Regions from separate parts of the Homo sapiens genome. Here region 1 is linked to region 2. Evidence: read pairs that join two places in POLR2A ChIA-PET (ENCODE). Cell type or tissue: GM12878. All regions are shown on one strand. Each heading gives the region's core, and the rest is flanking DNA. Links, peaks and the distances in the headings are about the cores only.

Region 1 (5,379 bases), core at 259-5,258, 160 kb after region 2:
TGGGCATGGTGGCAGTCACCTGTAGTCCCAGCTACTCGGGAGGCTGAGGCAGGAGAATGGCGTGAACCCGGGATGCATGCGGAGCCTGCAGTGAGCCGAGATCACGCCACTGCACTCCAGCCTGGGTGACAGAGTGAGACTCCGTCTCAAACAAACAAACAAACAAACAAAAACAGTAAGGGCTAAAAAACATCCCGGAAAGCTAAGCTTGGTGCCTCACACCTGTAATCCCAGCACTTTTGGAGACCAAGGGAGGAGAATCACTTGAGCCCAGGAGTTCAGGGCCAGCCCGGGCAACAAGGCAAAACCTCATCTCTACAAAAAATCAATCAATAAATTAGCTGGGTGTGGTGGCATGCGCTTGTGGTCTCAGCTACTCGGGAGGCTGAGGTGAGAAGATTGCTTGAGCCTGGGAGGTTGAGGCCACAGTGAGCCATAATCATACAACTGCACTCCAGCCTGACAGAGCAACAGACCCTGTCTGAAAGAAAAAAAAAAAAAAAGGCTGGGTGTGGTGGTTTATCTGGTTAACATGAGACCCCAATCTCTACAAAAAAAAAAGAAAAGAAAAGAAAAAAAGCTAGCATGTATGTCTGTAGTCCTGTCTACTCGGGAGGCTGAGGCAAGATAATCCCTTGAGCGCAGGAGTTCAAGGCTGTAGTGAGTTATGATTGCACCATTGCACCCAAGCCTGGATGACAGAGTGAGATCCTGTTTCTTCTTTTTGAGATAGAGTCTGGCTCTGTCGCCCAGACTGCAGTGCAATGGTGCAATCTTGGCTCACTGCAAAACCTTCACCTTCTGGGTTCAAATGATTCTTGTGCCTCAATCTCCCAAGTAACTGGGACTACAGGCACGTACCACTACGCCCAGCTAATTTTGTTTATTTGTTTATTTTTCTGAGACAGAGTTTTGCTCTCGTTGCCCAAGCTGGAGTGCAATGGCGTGATCTCCGCTCACCGCAACCTCTGCCTCTTGGGTTCAAGTGATTCTCCTGCCTCAGCCTCCTGAGTAGCTGGGATTACGGGTGCCCGCCACCACACCCAGCTAGTTTTGTATTTTTAGTAGAGATGGGGTTTCTCCATGTTGGTCAGGCTGGTCTCAAACTCCCAGCCTCAGGTGATCCACTCGCTTCAGCCTCCCAAAGTGCTGGGATTACAGGTGTGAGCCACTGAGCCCGGCCGGGGAATTTTGTTTATTTTTAGTAGAGACAGGGTTTCACCATGTTGGCCAAGCTGGTCTCAAACTCCCAACCTCAGGTGATCCACCCGCCTCGGTCTCCCAAAGTGCTGAGATTACAGGCAGATAACAGTGGAGTGAGATCCTGTTTCTAATAAAAAAGAAAACGAAAAAAAATCAGCCAGGCGCGGTGGCTCATGTCTGTAATCCCAGCACTTTGGGAGGCCAAGGCGGGCGGATCACAAGGTCAGGAGTTCGAGACAGCCTGGCCAATATGGTGAAACCCAGGCCGGGCGCAGTGGCTCACACCTGTAATTCCAGCACTTTGGGAGGCCGAGGCAGGCAGATCACCGGAGGTCGGGAGTTCGAGACTAGCCTGGCAACATGGAGAAACCCTGTCTCTACTAAAAATACAAAATTAGCCGGGCGTGGCGGCACATGCCTGTAATTCCAGCTACACAGGAGGCGGAGGCAGGAGAATCACTTGAACCTGAGAGGTGGAGGTTGCGGTGACCCAAGATAGTGCCATTGCACTCCAGCCTGGACAACAAGAGTGAAACTGTGTCTCAAAAAACAACCAAACAAACATGGTGAAACCCTGTCTCTACTAAAAGTACAAAAATTAGCCAGGCATGGTGGCATGCGCCTGTAGTCCCAGCTACTCAGGAGGCTGAGGCAGAAGAATCGCTTGAACTCGGGACACGGGGGTTGCAGTGAGCCAAGATCATGCCACTGCACTCCAGCCTGGGAGACAGAGTGAGACCCTGTCTCAAAAAAAAAAAATTAATAAAAATTAATTCTGGGCCGGGCTCAGTGGCCTCACGCCTGTAATCCCAGCACTTTAGAAGGCCGAGGTGGGCGGATCACTAGGTCAGGAGTTCAAGACCAGCCTGGCCAACACCAACATGGTGAAACCCCATCTCTAATAAAAATACAAAAAGTTAGCCGGCGTGGTGGTGTGCGCCCGTAATCCTAGCTACTCGGGAGGCTGAGGCAGGAGAAGTGTTTGAACCGGGACCCAGGAGGCAGAGGTTGTGGTGGGCCAAGATCGCACCACTGCATTCCAACCTGGGATACAGAGCGAGACGCTGTCTCAATAAATAAATAAATAAATAAAATTTAATTTAAAAAAAACTCCTAAGACTGGGCACGGTGGCTCAGCCTGTAATTCCAGCACTTTGGGGTGGGTGGATCACCTAAGGTCAGGAGTTAAAGACCAGCGGGGCCACCATAGTTAAACCTCGTCTCTACTAAAAATACAAAACTTAGCTGGGCGTGGTGTCACGTGCCTGTAGTCCCAGCTACTCAGGAGGCTGAGGCAGGAGAATCGCTTGAACCTGGGAGGCGGCAGTTGCAGTGAGCTGAGATCGCGCCACTGCACTCCAGCTTGGGTAACAAAGTGAGACTGAGTGTTAAAAAAAAAAAAAAAAAAAAAGGCAGGGCTTGGTGGCTCTTGCCTGTAATCCCAGCACTTTGGGAGGCTGAGGCAGGTGGATCACCTGAGGTTGGGAGTTTGAGATGAGCCTGACCAACATGGAGAAACCCATCTCTACTAAAAATACAAAATTAGCCAGGCGTGGTGGCACATGCCTGTAATCCCAGCTACTCAGGGGGCTGAGGCAGGAGAATGGCGTGAACCAGGGAGGCGGGGCTTGCAGTGAGCCGAGATCACACCACTGCACTCCAGCCTGGGCGATAGAGCAAGACTCTGTCTCAAAAAGAAAAAAAAAAGAATTTATCTATTGTTACTATTGTTAGGAATTTTGCAATAATACTAAGGATTTACTAGCTTTTGAAGGTATGATATTGGTTTTATGGTTATGCTGAAAAAGTAGGAATCTTGTAGAGATGCACCCTGTTATATTTACAGATGAAGTGGTATGATTTTTTAAAATCTGTTGGGCATTAGGACATGGGGACCTATAGATAAGGCAAGGTTGGCCTTCAGTTGATAATCCCTGAAGCTGGGTGATGGGTAATACGGGTGTTCATTATACTGTGAGGAACTGTGTAGATGCAGGTCTGGAATTTTACCCTACTTACAAGCTGTTAGTGAGCCTGCTACTATTTCTTCCATGCCGGTAGAAACAAGACTCCTGGGTCAGAGACAAAACAAAACAAAACAAAACCGTAATCACAGCAAAAGGAGCAGCCAGGACAACATGGTAAAACCCATCTCTACAAAAAACACAAAAATTAGCCAGACCTGGTGCATGCCCATAGTCTCTACTACTCCAGAGGCTGAGGTGAGAGGACTGCTTGAGCCCAGGAGGTCAAGGTTGCAGTGAGCTGAGATCCCACCACTGCATTCCAGCGTGGATGACAGAGAGAGACCTTCTCTCAAAAGAAAAAAAAAATGCTGGGTGGGTGACTCACGCCTGTAATCTCAGCACTTTGGGAGACCGTGGTGGGCAGATAGTTAGGGTCAGGAGTTTGAGACTAGCCTGGCCAACATGGTGAAACCCTGTCTCTACTAAAAATACAAAAATTAGCCAGGCATGGTGGCGGGCGCCTGTAATCCCAGCTACTCAGGAGGTTGAAGCAGGAGAATCACTTGAACCTGGGAGGCAGAAGTTGCAGTGAGCCGAGATCGCACCACTGCATTCCAGCCTGGGTGACAGAGGGAGACTCCATCTCAAAAAAGAAAAAAAAAAAAAAAGCCAGGCTTGGTGGCACCTGCCTGTAGTCCTAGCTATTCTGATTACTGAAGTGGGAGGACTACTTTAGCCCAGGAGCTTGAGGCTGCAGTGATCTATGATTGCGCCGCGCCGCTGCATTCTAGTCTGGGCGATGGAGCAAGACACTGTTTCAAAAAATCCAAACAAAAAAACCCCAATATTTCCTTCAAATTTTTCCATGTCTGTACATTTGATCTAACTTGTTCTTTTTTTTTTTTTTTGAGACAGTCTCACTCTGTCACCCAAGTTGGAGTGCAGTGGCGTAATCTCCGCTCGTAGCAACCTCCGCCTCCTGGGTTCAAGCAATTCTCCTGCCTCAGCCTCCCAAGTAGCTGGGATTACAGGCGCCCACCACCACGCCCAGCTAATTTTTATATTTTTAGTAGCGATGGGGTTTCACCACGTTGGCCAGGCTGGTCTCGAACTCTTCTTGACCTTAAGTGATCCGCCCGCCTCAGCCTCCCAGTGCCGGGATTCCAAGCGTGAGCCACCACACCTGTCCTAACTCATTCTTTTTGATTGCTGCATATTATTTCATTAAATTGATGTCACGGACTGAATTGTGTCCTTCAAAATTCATATACTGAAGCCCTAACCCTCAACTGTGACTGCATTTGGAAATAGGGCCTTTAGAGAGGTAGTTAAGGTTACATGTGGACATAAGGGCAGGCCCCCAATCAGATAGGACTGTGTCTTTATAAGTAGGGGAAGGGTCACCAGAGACCCTTCTCTTTGCACACACAGAAAAACAGCCATGTTAAAGACAGAGTTAAAGGTGGCTGTCTTGCTCTGTCACCCAGGCCGGAGTGCAATGGCAGGATCACAGTTTACTGCAGCCTCGACCTCCTGGGCTCAGGCAATTTTCCTACCTCAGCTTCCTGAGTAGCTGAGACTACAGGTATGTACCACAATGCCTGGATAAATTTTTTCAATTTTTTGTATAGATGGGGTCTTACCATTGTTGCTCAGACTGGTCTCGAACTCCTGGGCTCAAGCAATCTGCAGGACTCAGCCTCCCAAAGGCTGGGATTACAGGCATGAACTACTGCTCTGGGCAAAAATTTTCTTCCTTTCCTTTTTTTTTTTTTTTGAGACGTAGTCTCACTCTGTCACCCAGGCTGGAGTGCAGTGTTGCGATATCAGCTTACTGCAACCTCTGCCTCCCAGGTTCCAGTGATTCTCCTGCCTCAGCTTCTCGAGTAGCTGGGATCACGAGCGTGAGCCACCACGCCCGGCTTATTTTCGTATTTTTAGTAGAGTTCGGGTTTCCCCATGTTGGCCAGGCTGGTCTCAAACTCCTGACCTCAGGTGATCCACCCACCTCGGCCTCCCAAAGTGCTGAGATTACAGGTGTGAGCTACTGCGCCTGGCCTTTTCTTTTTTTTTTTTTTATGAGACAGGGTCTCACTCTGTCGCCCATTCTGGAGTGCGGTGGTGTGATCTCAGCTCACTGCAACCTTCATCTTCCCAATTCAATTGATCCTCCCAACTTTTTTTTTTTTCTTTTTTTGAGACGGAGTCT
Region 2 (5,379 bases), core at 119-5,118:
CCAAAGTTGCACACAGTAACAGCTATGAGGCCAGAGGAAAACATCATGAAGGATTTGTGAAACTTAAAAAAAAAATTTTTTTTTTGTAGAGACAGAGTCTCACTATGCTGCCCAGGCTGGTCCTGAACTCCTGAGCAAATGTGATCCTCCTGCCTTGGCCTCCTAAAGTGCTGCAATTACAGGTGTGAGCCACTGCACCCAGCCTCATGAAACTTTTAAAAGGTAATCTACCATTTTAGTTCTTCCTATGGCAATATACACTGAAGCATAGCACAGTGGTATCAAGAGGAGAAACTGGCCAGGTGAGGTGGCTCACACCTGTAATCCTGACACATTGAGAGGTCAAGGTGGGCAAATCTCTTGAGCCCAAGAGCTCCAGACCAGCCTGGGTAACATGGCAAAACCCAGTCTCTACAAAAAAATTTAAAGAGGAGAAATAATAGGAAGAAAAAACCATGCTCTGTAAGAAAAGAATGTCCGAAAAAGCTTAGATAGAGATAAAAGAATCAATTCTGTTTGGCAGAACTACAAGAAACAGTTCAGGAAGGACAGGTAAGAAATAAGGGTTGAGAACTAAGTAGGGTCCTGATTATAGAAAAATCCTAAATTCTCTACTAAAGAGTTTGAAATTGCAGCCAGAGAGAGATAGGGAGGTTACTGAAGAAAGTAACATGTTCCTATTTGCATTTTTAAAGATTTCTGCACATAATGTAGGATTCCATTTATATGAAGTTAAAAAAAAAAAAAAGGAGAAACTAATCTACGGTGTAATGAGACAGACTAGTGATTACTCTCCAGGGAAGGCAAAGTAACTGGAATAAGAGGAAGCTTCTGGAGGGGCTGGTAATGTTGTTTATTGAAACGGATGCTTGTGACATAGGTGGGCCCAGTTTGTCAAAAATTCACAAAGGTGTAGGCTTCAGTATGTCCATTTATTTGAATGTGAGTTATACTTAAGAACAAGTTAAAAAGCAAGAAGATTACATTGGCTGCGGGTTAGAGAATGGGACTGAGGAGACAGGCAAAAGATTAAGGGATGCTGACCTGAGTGAGCAGTTGAACATTAGCAGGTGATCTAAAGCACCATGAAGAATTTCCTGGCTGAATAGCTATGGAAAATGATGGAACCAGGAGTCAAAAATGAGCCGAGGTTGCAGGTTTGAAGACTGAGGAAGGGCACAAAGGAGAAAGCCCTCTCCACCTCTAGCTCCTCATTTATAATGCGAGAGGCCGGGCATGGTGTCTCATGCCTGTAATATCAGCACTTTGGGAGGCTGAGGCAGGTGAATCACCTGAGGTCAGGAGTTCAAGACCAGCCTGATCAATATGGCAAAACCCTGTCTCTACTAAAAATACAAAAGTTAGCCGGGTATAGTGATGGACGCCTCTAATCCCAGCTACTTGGGAGGCTGAGACAGGAGAATCGCTGGAACCCAGGAGGCGGAGGTTGCAGTGAGCCAAGATCACACCACTGCACTACAGCCTGGGGGACAGAGTGAGACTGTCTCAAAAAAAAAAAAAAAAAAAAAAATATATATATATATATACACACACACACACACACACACACACACACACACACACATATATATAAAATGTGAGAGACTATGACCACGATAATCCTTCAGATCTCTAAAACACCTAATGACAGTATTACAGTAAGAACTTGAGCAGCTCAGAGACAAAGAGATGCACAAACACTCCAGGGTAGCAGAAGACAGACTAAAAAAGATGTTTGCAATGAAAGAGCAAAACCGGACAAATGGTGAAAAAGAGTCAAGTTATATTAGCCGTCACTTAAGCAAGCATGTACCTCAAAACTTCCCAGAGGGGGATGTAGGGGAGATAGAATAACTAAAATTAGCTAAAGAATCAGACAGGAGATATCTTTCTGATTCTTTAGCTAATTTTAGTTATTAGGAAGTATTACCTAGTTTTAGTTATTAGGAAAAGGGCAGGTAGTATAAATTTGTAGGATTTCGAGTTAGTATAATAACAATGATCAGCCGGAGTAACTCTCTGGGTTGACTGAGCATTTGCTGCGGCCTGTAAACACCTCCCTAACCTCCATTGTCTCTATCTATGTCAGATGGGTGGGCATTCAAAACAGTAATCTTGTAGTTTGAATTGGTTCATCATATCAGATTAAACACTTAGAGAAGTAGTTCACAGTAGCTGAATGATCTGGGGAATTAAAGATCATGAAAAAGCATCTTTATTAAAAGATCAAAAACAGTTCAAAATAAAATGATTAGCAATGTTCTAGTAATCACTGTTTCTTGAAATGTGGTATCCTATAATGGAAGGAAACTACTTCTGAAGTAGAATGAAGAACAGGGGAAAAGATTTTTAAAAACTTACATATTCATGTTTAGAATTACTTAAAATGCTAAATTAACACAGAGAGGAAAGTAACATTCTCATGTCTTCTTAAATATGCTCTGCAGCTAATACTATAAATAGAAAAAACCACCCCCAGAAAAGCTGGCAAATTCAAGAAGAAAAAGAGCTATTTTAGGGTCTCTCTCTCCTTTCAGTCTGTAAGATCAGGGTGAAGTATTTAGGCAAGGAAACAGGTTTTTGTCTTAAAAATCATAAATATTTCAATCTGGTAGAAATTATTGGAACAATAGTCCAAGATAAGTTCTGCAGGCAAATTAAAAACAAAATGATAATCAGTTCCTTAAAGAGACTTTAAAATTTGCCTTCAATCTCTGCAGTCTTTACAAGGCTAAATGGTATAATGAATGGAATGAAAAAAGTCACCCTTTAGACTGGATCTACTATTTCTATAACCCTCCTCCTGCCTGTGGATTTCTTAACCTAGAAATGCCATTCAAGCAGTCATCTCCTATTGGGAGCAAAGCTCTTTATACTAAATGTTCCCAATTAACTAAAAACAATACGACCATTCATGCCTTAAGAGAGCACTGGAAAAGGGCTGTCAGGGGCAAACCTTGGCTTTGGTAGCCGCTGAGGCAAGAGCAGCTGCTGCGGCTGTGGCAACATTTCCTTCGGAAATTTCATGTTCTACTTTCTTCTTCCCAGTATCACTTTCTCTTTCTTTACATGTATCAGTGAGTTCTTTGTTCTCTTCAGTCTCCTTTTCTTCTGAAAATATCAGAAAGCTTTGTTACTAGCGTGCCCACTCTCGAAAACCCATCTTTCTCCTTACCTCCACCACTATAACAAACTAGGACTGATATGACAAAGAGATGTCAATGCCTTTTTCTTCTTTTTAAGAGTTCTGTTGAGCCATTCCATGCATTTAGGTTTGCCTCTATTGGGGACATATTTTCTAAACAGCACACTTGTTTTCCTATCATTTTGCTAAGTTCTATGTGGAGGTCCCTTGGATATATATATTTAAAGGAACATACAGGGGAACTAAGTCTAAGGCCAACGTACTTGCTCATCAATCAATGAAATGCTCTAGGAACTCTAGTGTCTGTAGGAAATCAGAAGCTGAGAACAGACTACTTCTCTAAGCCTGACAGGCATGATGGGGTGTATCAGCAACTGACACAGAAAATGAAATGGGAAGTCTGTGAGGTGACTTCAATACTGTTGAATAACTTTTTCTTCTACATATTAAAAGCACAGAAAAAAGTGTAGCCACCAGCATTAGTATTAGCACCTATCTGAATGAAACTCAATTACATACTTATTGTTACATTAAGAAACAAACCCAAAATAAATGAGGAAATATTTCTATATAAACCACCTTCATTTCTCCAGTGCCTTTTACAGTTTTACATAATAATATCTAAGGAGTTTCCTCAAATTACCTGATTTGGTATCCTCACTCACTTCACTATCCTGTTCCTTTTCACTATTTTTTTCATTTTCTCCATCTTGTGCTTTATCACCTTCATCCGTTTCATTTTCCACTTTATTTTCTGCCTGAAAGGGATATAAAACAAGAGGACAGGCAGTGAACAAAAAAACCCCAGACCTTTTTATGAGTAATTATCTTAGACTAGCAAAAGGTTCCAATATTTTTGGCAAGAAATAGACTAGATTCAAAAGTGACTTGTAGAGAACAGCTCGAAAAGAACTAATACATTCCAAGCAATACTTTCTACCACTTCAACACTTGAGTGCTCACAAGATGTTCCTCCAAAGCACAGAGTCGCTGCCCTCTCTGCATACTCTGCTATAAAGCAAGGGTTACCATGCCCAGAGGAATGTGAAGGGAATTAACTGATATTTTTGTTGATTAAAAACAGGCCGGGCCGGGTGCAGTAGCTCACGCCTGTAATCCCAGCAGTCTGGGAGGCTGAGGCAGGCAGATCACCTGAAGTCAGCAGTTTGAGATCAGCTGGCCAACACAGTGAAATCCTGTCTCTACTAAAAATACAAAAAAGAAATTAGCCGGGCATGGTGATGGGAACCTATAATCCCAGGTACTCAGGAGACTGAGGCAGGAGAATCCCTTGAACACCCGGGAGGCAGAGATTGCAGTGACCCAAGATCACACCATTGCACTCTAGCCTAGGCAGCAAGAGTGAGACTCCATCTCAAAAACAACAACAACCACAACAAAATATATATATGTGTGTGTGTGTGTGTGTGTGTGTGTGTGTGTGTGTGTGTGTGTGTGTACTTAATAATTACTGATTGATTTAAAGAATTAAGAGCATTTAAATGTCACACCATCAACAAAGAAGCAAGTTGAAATGCTGCTGGAAAAGTTGACAAAGTCTTTTAATACAGCCATCTGCTAATAATTTCAGGAAGAACCATGAGAGAACATCAGTGATCATGCTTTAGAAACTGAAAAAACCGCAACTGACTATCACTGACTTCATGAGGCTATATTGTTTGCTTAGAGGCAGGGTCCCCCTATGTTGCCTAGGGTGGTTTCAAAGTCCTAGTATCAAGTGATCCTCCAGCCTCCCAAGTGATCCTACAACCTTCCAAGTAGCTGGGACTACAAGTATGACACACCACACCCAGCTGAGACTCTTTTAGGAATTAAATGAAATTAAAAATGTGAAGTACAAATATCGTCTTTAGAATAATGCAGGAACTATAATCAATTTCATTATTACCCTCACCCTCCCCTTAACTATATACAATTTTAGAATACCACATATAATCAAGACCTTCAATCTTGGCTTATATATATTCACTCAAATAGTGACTGACTGATCCCTATGTGCAGTAACAGTATTAGGAACACAAAGGCCCAGAGGCTGGGCGTGGTGGCTCATACCTGTAATCCCAACACTTTGGGAAGCCAAGGTGGGTGGATCACCTGAGGTCAGGAGTTCCAGACCAGCCTGGCCAACATAGTGAAACCACGTCTCTACTAAAAATACAAAAATTAGCTGGATGTGGTGGCGCGTGGCTGTAATCCCAGCTACTTGGGAGGCT

Evidence for each region. Peaks named below come from ENCODE experiments on the same cell type or tissue, not always from the same donor. Only the 100,000 strongest peaks of a DNase experiment are listed, where the experiment ranks them.
Region 1: POLR2A ChIA-PET joins it to region 2 with 5 read pairs; 5 of 35 experiments call an interaction of 5 or more read pairs at or near these places.

What each region holds. Positions count from the first base shown.
Region 1 is chr3:47,794,084-47,799,462 of GRCh38, forward strand. No RefSeq gene overlaps it. Among named protein-coding and RNA genes, the nearest start is that of DHX30, 6.4 kb to the right of the region's middle. In GM12878, for the core only: no CTCF peak of the experiment used is centred there; no DNase peak of the experiment used is centred there.
Region 2 is chr3:47,632,234-47,637,612 of GRCh38, forward strand. It overlaps SMARCC1 (SWI/SNF related BAF chromatin remodeling complex subunit C1), which reads right to left. Exons shown (of 28, transcript NM_003074.4): 23 at 3,789-3,903; 24 at 2,957-3,111. Among named protein-coding and RNA genes, the nearest start is that of SNORD146, 27 kb to the right of the region's middle. In GM12878, for the core only: no CTCF peak of the experiment used is centred there; a DNase peak (open chromatin) is centred at 3,116.